Regions from separate parts of the Mus musculus genome. Here region 2 is linked to region 1. Evidence: chromatin contacts called from ENCODE Hi-C or POLR2A ChIA-PET data. All regions are on one chromosome and are shown on one strand. Each heading gives the region's core, a stretch centred on a gene start or an enhancer-like site at or near the end of the contact. The rest is flanking DNA. Distances are from core to core; before and after follow the strand shown. Region 1 holds the start of Zfp599 (zinc finger protein 599). Region 2 has its middle 19 kb from the start of Zfp810.

The links. Hi-C counts contacts between places; a loop is a spot of excess contacts on that map. ChIA-PET counts read pairs that join two places held with the same protein, here RNA polymerase II (POLR2A).
Region 2: POLR2A ChIA-PET joins it to region 1 with 16 read pairs in embryonic stem cell. The contact joins the enhancer-like site here to the promoter of Zfp599 in region 1. A Hi-C loop is called at or near these places in 1 of 37 maps with a recorded cell type or tissue (T-helper 1 cell). POLR2A ChIA-PET finds 5 or more read pairs at or near these places in 3 of 5 experiments (all embryonic stem cell).

The regions. Positions count from the first base shown.
Region 1 is chr9:22,256,521-22,262,379 of GRCm38, reverse strand. It overlaps Zfp599 (zinc finger protein 599), which reads left to right and starts at 2,485. Exons shown (of 5, transcript NM_181419.3): 1 at 2,485-2,623; 2 at 4,209-4,335. The coding sequence starts at 2,621. It overlaps Gm39307 (predicted gene, 39307), which reads right to left and starts at 2,278. Exons shown (of 2, transcript NR_166680.1): 1 at 1,956-2,278.
Region 2 is chr9:22,323,292-22,329,507 of GRCm38, reverse strand. No RefSeq gene overlaps it. Among named protein-coding and RNA genes, the nearest start is that of Zfp810, 19 kb to the right of the region's middle. Within about 2 kb of position 1,552, at least 1 of the 3 ENCODE cell types and tissues checked has a DNase peak (open chromatin) inside an H3K27ac peak, as active enhancers do.

The sequences.
Region 1 (5,859 bases), core at 1,236-3,735:
TAATCTGACTATCAGATTATTGATACAAGCCCCCAAATAGAATTACCCTTCCAGGAATCTCATACTGGGAGAAGGAAAATGCTGAAAAGCTGACCAAACTGAGGATTTATATCACAAAAATGGAACTATGAACTATACTTTCTAGTTAATACAGGTACCATGGCTGTGGCTTCAACTCAGTAGTAGATTGTAGCATGAACCTTGCTTCAAATTTCACACAGTGCTGGAGACTTGTCAAAATGCCTTGCTGGAGACAACATCACACAATAGTTGTTTGGTGGTGGGCAGAACACACCTTGACCAGGACTGTTCATGTGTGCATATCCCTGGCCTCTTATTTAAATGTTAATCTCACTTCAGGTTGCTGAAGGATGACTAGGGTGGGTCAGTGGCTTCTTAGCATACAGGCTGAGACTGCCAGTTGAATAAACTGTAACCCCCAAACCCAGGTCCTCCCAGGTCTGGCAACAATTTTGTAAACTTCTACCAAACTGTCTCTATTCCAGACACCAACTTCCTCTTTCTGAAAGATTGTTAAATATTTGTTCCTTATTGTATATACCATACAGCATTTTGTGATTCCTTCCACCCTGGTGTTTCTAGATTTTTTTGTAGTGTCAGATAACTGTGTTTACACACTTAATGACACTGTTGACAGCTGGTAAAGACACTCTAGTAAGAGCAAAGGAGCAAGGCACATTTAAAAAAAAAGCACAAAACTTCTATGGTTTCTCTTCATTGCTGCCCACGTTAGTGTCTCCTCATTCTGTACAGTTGATAAAATATTTTCTTTCAAGATTAGGCTAGTATCGTTCTCAATTTTGTGAGAGATTTAAAATTTTGAATAGACTTATTCCACCAAACTAAAGTTTCTAAATTTTGCTTTGGGGATGGCTTTTGTATAGTTCTTCTGTGTCATGCTAATTGTTGTTGGCACTGTGTGTAGAGTCTCATCAGCTATGTAAACCCTGAAAAGATTGATAGGGTTTTTGTTTTGGTTTGTTTGTTTGTTTGTTTGTTTGTTTGTTTTTTGGTTTTTCGAGACAGGGTTTCTCTGTGTCGCCCTGGCTGTCTTGGAACTCACTCTGTAGGCCAGGCTGGCCTTGAACTCAGAAATCCACCTGCCTCTGCCTCCTGAGTGCTGGGCTTAAAGGCATTCACCACCACGCCTGGCTGCATTCTCTTTATCTTATTCATGTTTGTTTCAGACGTAGGCACATTCCACACAAGACTGTGATGTTAAACCAGCAAGTGCAGAAATGTAACTAGCTGGGCAGAAAATTCTCTCTCTCTCTCTCTCTCTCTCTCTCTCTCTCTCTCTCTCTCTCTCTCCCTCCCTCTCTGTCTCTCTGTCTCTGTCTCTGTCTCTCTCTCTCAACCTTCTATTAGCACATTTGATAATGGAGTTTGTAGAACTGGGGGGAAATGTCACATCATTTATAATCTAAAAAAATAAATTTGTTCACTTATAGTCTATTAACCAAGAATTATTAAGACATAAAACACTTAACATTTGACCATTTATAGTATTGAACAATGCTTTATATGCTTAAATTTTATCTGAGTTTATTTCATACTACATGAACACATACTTTTATAATCATAAAGATGACTTCTACAAAGACAGTCACAGCCAGTCTGCCTCCAGCTTAGGTTTGCAAGCCATCTTATAATAAAGACAAATTAGGTTCATTCCTATTTATGCATAAATCTGCTCAAGGATTGGACTACATCCCGACTGTACCTAAGTACAAATGGTTCTGTACTGCCTGCTCCGGGGAAAGTCAACCATGCTTTTGTTTTAAAAGTTACTGTGACCAACTTGTTACATTTATGTTCTGCTTCTGTAACTCCAACTATCTGCCTGTCAAATCCTCCATTTGTAAACTCCCTGCTTCTGAATTATAAAAGCCCTAATCTTACCCATGTCCAAATGCTGAACTCTTGAAACCTACCTTTGGGGAGAGACATCCCGTGGGCAGGAATTTTTAAAAGCTTGCTTTAATTAATTTGGCCCTGATGATCTGGTCGGTGGTCTTCTCCAGTTGTGGAAATAATAGAGGCATACACTTTTTATCCCATCACAGGGAATGCAGAGACAGGTAGATAGATCTATGTGAGTTCACAGCCAGCCTAGTCTACATAGCAAGTTCCAGAGCAGGACTACATAGAGAGATTTAAAAAAAAAAAAAAAGTAATGCTACTATTTCTCTTTATAAATACACATTAGATGATATAACCTTAAGTAGAGGTTGGCGCTGGTTTTCCTATAGGAAGCCCTGCCTTACAATACAGCCAAGAACTTGTCAATCTTTTTAAATTCACCAATGGTTGGTGACATTTAAGGTTGAGAAGGTGAGACAGGAAGCTCTGTCTCTGAAAACCGTAACGACAAATGTCCAATCAGACACACAGACAGAGAGTAGGGGCGGGCCTCAGTCTTCTGTAGTCCTGGGCTCTGACTACCTCCTGCCCCACTGTCCCACATGTTCTCCGTGTTGGATCCTGTCCAGGTGTTCCGCGCTCGCCCAGAAGTCCGGAGAGGTTCTGCCTGCCGCCGCGTGTCACATTTCCCCACTGAGAACCACAGTGAGAGCTCTGGGTGTCCCGGAATCCTGAGATGGTGAGTCTGTGGCAGGTCCAGAAGCCGAGCCCCTTTGTCCCCGGGCTGCGGGGTTGGGGCTGAGCGGGCTCCAGGAATCCTGTCCCGTCCCTGGTCCCTGCAGGGACCCGAGCCCTGCTGCAGCGCTTGCCGCAGCTCTGGCCCGGAGCCTGGGACTTGCGGGCCTGCACGGGAAACGGTAACCTGGACCCAGTCGATCGGCTCTCTGTTGTCTCTGCCCCTTGGCCACACATCTCTGTCCCCATGGTCCCCGCAGTTCAATTCCTGAGACGCTGTATCTGGAGTTTGGGGTGTTAAGTCTGGTGCCTAGACGATCCTGTCCCTGGGACCTCGGGCTCTATTCCGTTTCCCAGGATCCTGGAACCCCATCTATCTGTGGCATGAACTCGGAACCCACCCCTAGGAAGCACTTCCATTTTCTGTGTCGGCGTTGGGATTGAACTGTGTCACCGTGAACATGGATGTGAAGCCTTTTACTCTTTTGGCAGCTGGGTCTCATTGTGTTGCCCTGGTTAGCCTAGAACTCATTATGTAGACTGTGCTAGCCTTAAACTCATAGAAATCTCCCAGCTTCTGCCACTCCAGGGCTGGGATTAAAGGAGTGCTGTTTTACTTTCGTTGAGACAGGTTCTTATGTAGCTGGGAATGACCTTGGTCCTCTGTCTGATCTTCATCCTTGAGGCCATTTTCTAACTTTCAGATTTCTGTTCCTTTAGATACATCGCGGCGGTAGTGATTGCTGGGTCCTTTGGTAGTTCTATGTTTACGGCTTTAAGGAACTGGACTATAAATTTATAAAATGTTTGCACTAATTTTCATACTAAGAACAGAGTACTTTTTTTTTTTTTTTTTTTTTTTTTTTTTGAGTCAGGATTTCTCTGTGTAGCCCTGGCTGTCCTGGAACTCACTTTGTAGACCAGGCTGGCCTCGAACTCAGAAATCCGCCTGTCTCTGCCTCCCGAGTGCTGGGATTGAAGGCGAGCGCCAGCACGCCCGGCTCACACACAATTTTTATAGTTTTGTTTAGAGTTTAGGAGTCCTGCTATCTGATACATTCAATATCTGGCGTGACTCTGTTAGACTTCAAGCTGTCAACAGCCATTGAAGAGAGCACCCAAGTGGTGTCTGTGAATAGTTCCATTTTTCCAGCCCTTCCCACATACGGGTGAAGATTTTAGGTCATGGAGGTGGTTACAGGCTCTCTTCTTCTTTTGAGATCTGGGAAGATGTCCTCGTTTCCAGAGCTCTGGGCTTTTCCATATTCAATAACCGCTTTTAATACTGAAGTCCGTTGGTGCATGGGCCATCCCCTTCCAGGAAATGAAAGATATCAGTAGACCTGGAGACTTTAATTAGGGAAGCCAGGGTATAACTGTCCGTGTTGAAATCCTTTGGAACACTCTGGCCATATTTTCTGACATCTTTACATTAACAGACCTCGATGCTGAGTTTTCTTTCTCCCATGAGACAAATCAAACGTCACCTTCCATGGAACCCTGCTATGGAACACATACAGAGTAGAATGGACCCCACTTTCTGTTCCAAAAGCTGACCGCTTGGGTTCAAGAGAAACATGTCATTCCAGGGGCTGATATCATTTGAAGACGTAGCCGTGGACTTCACCTGGGAGGAATGGCAAGACCTGGACGCTGCTCAGAGGACCCTGTACAGGGACGTGATGCTGGAGACCTACATCAGCCTGGTGTCCCTAGGTGAGTCTGACTCCTGGAGCTCTCAATAGCAGTTACTCGCTCTTTTAGTTGGTAAGGGGGAAATCATTGTGAACTTAATACTAATCCTGTCGTATACATTTTAGTAGACACACTGTAATAACATGCATGCTTTTGAGAAACCCTGTGGTTTTGCAGTGTACTTACATCATTTATGATTATCAGATGAAGTTAAGAAATAAGTTTACCAGCTCAGGCATTATTCCTTCCTATTGTGAACATTTAAAAATCTTCTGATAATGTTTTGAAGGATTTAATGGCTTTCAATCATATATGTATGTATTGCTGTTCTGTAGAATATAAATTACTCATTCCATCCATGTGTATCCCAGTAAATACCAGTCATGGTTCCCCCATCCCATCCCCCTCATGTGTTTTTCCGGACTCCAGAGTAAACATGGTTCTCATCTCTACTTCTCTGCTGTATTCTTTATCTTGGAGTTTGGATAATATACAGGCCTGTGTGTGAACGCACATTTCGCTTATGTCTTTGATTTTTCTGGGAAAATAGAGAGTAAACATCCCCTTGCTACAAATGTGGAGTCCCTTCCCCTACTGTTCAGTGGCCTTATATGTTATGGAAATGAATGTCTTGTTAATTATTCTGTGAGTTGATTTCTTTATAATTGCTTGCTTTTCTGGATGCGTGATTTTGAGGTTGATGTCTTCCACATGCCCTGTTCTTTCACATGTATTAATGAAAACACTGTCTACATCATTGCCTCAAAATGTTGTCTGTATATTCTAGACCTTCACAGTTTTCAAGTCTCACATCTAACTTTTTAGTAGACTTCTTGAATGGTGGCAATGAGGCGTCCATTGCCCCAGTTTCTTATCATAGCTTACATCTGAGAACTTCCTTCTGACTGAGTTCATGAGATTGGTTGAAAATCAGGCGGTGGGTCCATAGCACTGACAAAACTGTGGAGATGAATATTTTTAAAAGGAGCGAAGGTCTGCCTTTGCTTGTGGCTTTGTTTTCAGTTCATTTGTTTTAGGGTCACAGAGGCATCTTTATTTAAACATCTGAACAATCTATTTAATGTTTTAATGAGGGGAACAAAGACCTTCATGGGTGCTGTTCCTGTGGGGCATCAGCACAGCCATGGCTGTCTTCTCAGCTGCCAGCTTGGTCCTTTTTTTTTTTTTTTTTGCTTCTCTGGTCTGGCAACCCTGATCGCATGCTATCACCGAGCTCTCTTAACCTGCAGTTTCTGATTCCTCTTGGCTGTGATATCAGCAAGAGACCAGCCAGTCCGACCCTTACAAATCCCTCCCTTCTCCTTAGAAAAGAGGAAGCCTCTCTTTGGGTACACCCCACCCTGGGACATCCAGTCTCCGTAGGCCTAAGCATATCCTCTCTCACTGAGGCACAACCAGGCAGTCCAGTTATGAGAAAGGAATCCAATGATGGCAGTAATGAAGTCAGAAACAGGCTCCCTTCCAATTGTTAGGGGTCCCACATAACGCTGCACATCTGCTACAGATGTGGGGGGCCTAGATCCA
Region 2 (6,216 bases), core at 303-2,802, 68 kb before region 1:
AGAAAGATGTGATGGCAAAGCGGAAATAGGGTCGTTGTGATATCTGGCTGCTTCCTGCTGACACTGGGGTGACGTTGTCTCTCGGGAACCTAGAGGGATGGATGTGGGGATGTTTGCCCAGTCTCAGGAGAGTGGGCTGCTTCCTTGTCCAGGGTCTGTGGAGCCATCTGAGGACGGGTCAGAAGGAACAGGTCCAGGAGAAGCGTCTGTGTCTGAGACAGGAGATGGAGCATCTGGAGGCTGCTTCTCTGGAGCTGTCCTGGATGTAGTGAGCGCCTGGACTTGACAAGATGCTCAAACACAATATATTTATTATAGAGAGAGATTAAGTACTTTTGGAAGAAAGAATTTTTTTTTCTTAAGATGTACATTTGAAACCCAGGGGAATCTCATCCTCTGGAATAGGTTAGGCAGATGTACTTGTCTGGATGGAGCCTATTTGGTCCATGAGAGGCAGATCTGAGTGGGTTTCCTATAGCTTATCAGTTAAATCGATAACATGAGTGTACTGGCTAGTTTTGTGTCAACTTGACACAGCTGGAGTTATCACAGAGAAAGGAGCTTCAGTTGAGGAAATGCCTCCATGAGATCCAACTGTAAGGCATTTTCTCAATTAGTGATCAAGGGGGAAAGGCCCCTTGTGGGTGGTAACACTCTTGGGCTGGTAGTCTTGGTTCTATAAGAGAGCAGGCTGAGCAAGCCAGGGGAAGCAAGCCAGTAAAGAACATCCCTCCATGGCCTCTACATCAGCTCCTGCTTTCTGACCTGCTTGAGTTCCAGTCCTGCCTTTCTTTGGTGATGAACAGCAATGTGGAAGAGTAAGCTAAATAAACCCTTTCCTCCCCAAGTGCTTCTTGGTCATGATGTTTGTGCAGGAATAGGAAGCCTGACTAAGACAGTAGTAAATATATTCAGACAGGATAGGAATGATAACTTTAGGTAACTTTGACAGGTTGTGTAGGTAAAGTATATTTTGTATTAGCAAAGGAATATTTGGCTAGGACTAGAATAAGAAAGCTGGCACAGTGGCATAAGATGGTGGTGACAGAAATGAGTTTGTCCAGGCAGGTTCAGGCCATGACAACAGGCCAGGGGTGTGGGAGCATGGATAGATAAGTGCTTGGGCCGTTTGTGCTGCATAGCCCACATGGCGGAGGCTGGATGGCAGCAGTTCCCGTGGTAGAGGTCTGTGAGTCTCACAGCAGCCAGTAGGTGGCAGTGGTTCTGGGTGGCAGGGCCTTGGCGTTGGTGGCTGTAGCTGCACAGTGGCCCACATATCGCTGGCTGGGGCGTTAAGCCATGGTGGCTGTAGCTGCACAGCAAGGCCGGCAGACCTGTGGCTCCCCGGGCCGGTGGGTTGGGGCAGAACTGTGCAATGGGCCAGTGGCAGTTGAGGCAGAGGCACCGCAGGTCAGGCCTGTGAGTCTGTGCCTTTGAGGGGCGGGGATTCCTACCAGCAGCCAGAAGTCACGGCCCAGAGTCCACAGTGGGCGGGGAAAGGCAGCTCCTGAAAGAGCGTGTCGTAGCAACGTAGTTGGGGTGCACCCCACCGCTAGCCTTTATAAGTCCTAGACAGAGAGGGAAAGAGGAAGGGAGAAAGGGGCTCGCGTGTGCAGGAAAACGGCTTTGGCAGGGGCCAGCAGGTGGTTGTGCACATGGGACAGCAAGTCTCACAGACGGGACCTCTGGCAGGAAGCAACGGGCTTTTCCCACCACGAACTGAGAGTAAAGGAGCAGAGTGGGGAGGACAGCAAGTAGGGTCCCTAACTGGTGTGCAGCAGGCCACGAGTGAGGAAGGCAGAGACCAGCAGAGTGCACGCAGGCTGAGAGAGCCGAGTGCAACTGCCAGTCCGGGTGAGACTGTCGCAGAGAGCAAGAAGAGGGGAAGGGCAGCAGAGTCCCTGGCAGGGGGCCAGAGCCAGACCCGCTTGAACCGGCAGAACCTGCTGCCACAGTGGGAGTGAGAGCCAGCAACTGAGGGCTGGGGCGAGGGGAAAGTCTGAGCTACAGGTCTTTAGCGAGAAAGTGCTAGTTTAGCGGGGATGTAGACATATTATTTTAGACCAAGACGTCCCATTAAATAGGGACAGAGGTGGCGAAGAGTGACCCCTGGGCGAGAGAATAGCATTATTAACTGCTACTACCAGCGTCCTGAGGGCATTAATAACCCGAGAGAGATTCTAGCACAGGCCAGACTGCCAGGTCATCACCTGTGGGCCGGGAGCCAAGGCTCAGAGCCTGTGCTCTTGAGCCAGAGACCAGTTCACCTTGGCTGGGAATTTCTGAGAAAGAAACTGTCTCCAAGGAGAGGGAAATCTCACACAAGGGGCAAAGTCCTAAAATGGGGGTCAGGGCAGCAGAGGCGTAGCTCTGAGCTCAAGAACTCTCCCCCTGGGACCATGACGGGTTTGCTCTGACCAGTGGGGGATGGGGGGGGGAGGGGGTTACCAGTGAGTGTGGATCTCTTGTGGTGGCTGAAATGGGATGCAAACTGCAGAGTTTCTAGATCCAAGTCTCGGCACCAATGCTGTGATTATAAAAAGGTAAAGAAGAATTAAGATATGTTCTATGGGGGTGTGGTGAGGTATGGGGGAAGGGGATGCCTCAGCCGGCCCATGCCAAGGCATCCCCCTCCCGGAAGGACCAGCCACACAACTGGTATTGTATAGAATAGAGTTTATTCAGGGCATGGGGAGGGGAATTAAGAGAGTAGTAGAGGCAAAGAAAGGCAGCGAGAGGGAGAGAGTAGAGAAGTAGAGGCTGGCCATGACCATGTGGAGTGAGGGGAAGGGAAGAACACAGGAGGGCAAGAGAGAAAAAAGCAGGGGTAAGAGAGAGAGGAGGGGCAAGCAGCCCCTTTCATAGTGGGACAGCTGTTGTCAGGTAACTGGGGAGGAGCATACCTGGCTATTGCCAGGTAAGTGTGGGGCAAGTTTAGACAGAATGCTAACAGGGGGGTCTATCTGGAGTTTACAGGCCAAACAGTGAAGGAAGGATGTGTCTGGAAGGAGAAATTGCTGATACGGGGCTGAGAGAACCAAAAGGAAAGGGAACCTCCAAAATACTGATGAAGGGGGGCTGTAGGGCGGGAGGTGAATGTGGGGTGCCGGGTAAGAAAGAGGCATAGACCAGAACTCGGCCGCCACCCTTTACTAAGAACTGGATACCCAGAGTTAGGAGTCATGAGGGCCAAGCAGGTGTGGAAGGCTCTGTAGGCCCTCCTCTTCCAGGTCCATAAAATGGTAGGAACCAGCTTGAGGCAGGGGAATTGCAGTGTGGGAAATTGCACAACTGTTCCATGAGACAGTCAGGGATCACCAACCTCAGCTGGTAAGGAGACTGCAAAGGCCTCTAGTCAGAGATCTCTAATTCCTAAAAGAATTTATACTGTCAAGAGACTAAGCCCTAAGAGGCAATCTACTACCTCTCTGATTTTCATTTTGATAATGGAATTTCACATCAGTCTAAGTGTGTGGTTGCTGAGACAGCCAGTGTGTCAGAGGGCAGCCTGGGCTAGAGACCGAAAGCCTCTGTCAAAAGAGCTAATAAGGATTTTCACAGTTCAACATAATTCATGTAGCTGTAATCTCATCATTTGGGGAAGATTAACACTTCATGTTCCCCATATTTAAATGTTAATTTTTTTGACCAAACTAAAAAGAATTTAAGTACAGTTGCGATTTGACTGTCCCAACATCTATTTAAAAATGACATGGATGGTGATAGAGAGGTGGCTCAGTGGTTAAGAACACATACTGCTCTTGCAGAGTCCTGAGTTCAAGTCGTAACACCCACATGAGGTAGCTCACAACCTATCTCCAGCTCCAGGGGAATCGATCCTCAGGTATGCATAATTGAAAGTGGAAATTTTTATTTTTTTAAATATTTATTTATTTATTATATGTAAGTACACACCAGAAAAGAGGGCATCAGATCTCATTATGGATGGTTATGAGCCACCATGTGGTTGCTGGGATTTGAACTCAGGACCTCTGGAAGAGCAGTCACTGCTCTTAACCGCTGAGCCATCTCTCCAGCCCGAAAGTGGAAACTTTTAAAGTGAATGAGCAAAGCCTATAGACTTACTTGCTCTCCTCTATTCCGTTTTCTCACACAGTTGTATAATAATGTATTTTATTTTTTTGAGTAAAATATATAAGAAACTTTCATATTTTAAATGTTGAAAATTCTATATGGAATTATAGCACTTATTATTAATAATGCTTTTCTACACATTTAAAGTAGTTAAAGAGTAAAACTTGGTGAGAAATGTATCTTGGGCTGGCTCAGCAAGCCAAGGTGCCTGACGGCAACCCTAGCAACCTGAGTTTAATCTGTGGGACCAAGACAGTGGAAGAAGAGAACCCCTCTAGTTGTTCCCTGGCCTCCACACTTGCTCCTGAAGTAGAATATGGTAGAAAAGACCAATTATTAAAAAGTGATTTATTTAGTGATTCACTGTATTGGTTATTGTCAGACATAACTGGAAAGGGCCCAAAGCCTTTGTAAAAGGGAGACATGGAACGGAGTGGTGGTGGTACACACTTTCAATTCCACTACTTGTGAGGCATAGGAGGGCAGATCTCTGTGAGTTTGAGACTAGCCCAGTCTACAGAGCTTGTTGGAGGATAGACAGTCAAGGGCTACACAAAGAAACCCTGTCTAGAAGGAAAATCAAAACAACAAAAAAAGGGAAGAAAGAGTGGAAACTAAATGGGTCATTGCCCATAATAGCCTAACCGCAAAAGCTTACACCTGCCTGCTGTAACATGTGCCTTGAAGAATCACATGTAACCTTAACTAGTGGTTGTAGATTCTCCTCCAAAAACCATGGTTTCACCAGCACTTAGTAGTTAGCTAGGTTTCCAGTACAAGTGAAGGTATCCTTGTCAAAGAGTTGTGTGTACAATTACACAGCCATTGGTTGCCATCAAGGTATATGTGCCACTACTGCGCCCTCAGGATTCTTGCGCCATGTTAGCCATTGCTGTGGGTCATGGGCATACCTGGGTAAAACTGTTGGTTGCCTCCCTGTTTTGGAAGTTTGCATGGCACCTCCTGGTACTATGAATGCTGGTCTTCAGGAAGGGGACCTTGAGGTCAGTTCTAGCTCATAGACCACCACGCCCAGCTTGTATATAGCTTTTATGATATTGAGACATGTTCCATCTAGCCATACATTCTCTAGGATTCCTATCATAAAAGCATAATCCTTAACAACAATGGATAAATATTTGTCCTTATACCCTGTCCTAGTTAGGTTAGAGTTTATTTGCTTTGACGAGACACCATGACCGTGGCAAATTCTATAAAGGCAAACATTTGATTGGGGCTGGCTTAAATTTTCAGAGGTTCATTCCATTATCATCATGGCAGGAAGCAGAGGAGTGTACAGGCAAACCGTACTGAAGCAGCCAAGGGTTCCACATCTTGATCCAAAGGCGGGCATAAAGAAGAGGATCTTCAGGCAGCCAAGAGGATGCTCTCTTCTGTACTGGGTGGAACCTGAGCATAGGAGTCCTCAAAGCCCACACATACAATGACACACTTCCTCCAACAAGGCCACACCTTCTGATAGTGCCAATCTCATGTGCCAAGCATATTCAAACCACCACATTCCACTCCCAGACCCCCATAGGCGTGTTCAAACACATGAGTCTATGGGGGCCACCCTAGCCATAACATAACACAAAATACATTTAGTCCAATTCCAAATGTCCCGATAGTCTGTCAAAATCTCAACAATATTTAAAAGGCCAAAGATCAAAGTTTCTCCTGATACTCATGTGTAATCCTCTATAAAATCAAAATTAAAAGGCAGATCACGGCCTTCCAGCATCACAGGATGTACATTAGACTCCAATATCATAGTAAGGAAATGCTGGACCAAGGCCTGGCAGAAAACCATGTAGGTGAACTCCAAACTCTGCATCTCCATGTCCAATGCCAAACTGCTCTGCAGATTTCTAATACTTTCATCTTTGTTGACTGCAACAAACTTCTTTCTCTTGGGCTGGTTCCACTTCTTGTTAGCAGCTTTCCTTGGCAGGTATCCCATGACTTCGGCATCTTCATCACTATGGGGTATCCAAGGCAACTTTAACTATACAGTTTCTTGTCCAATATCTGGGACACATGATCTTCTGGGATTCTCCAAAGGGCTTGGGTTACTTTTCCAGCTCTGCCCACTGACGCACTCTGGGCTCTGGTAGACTC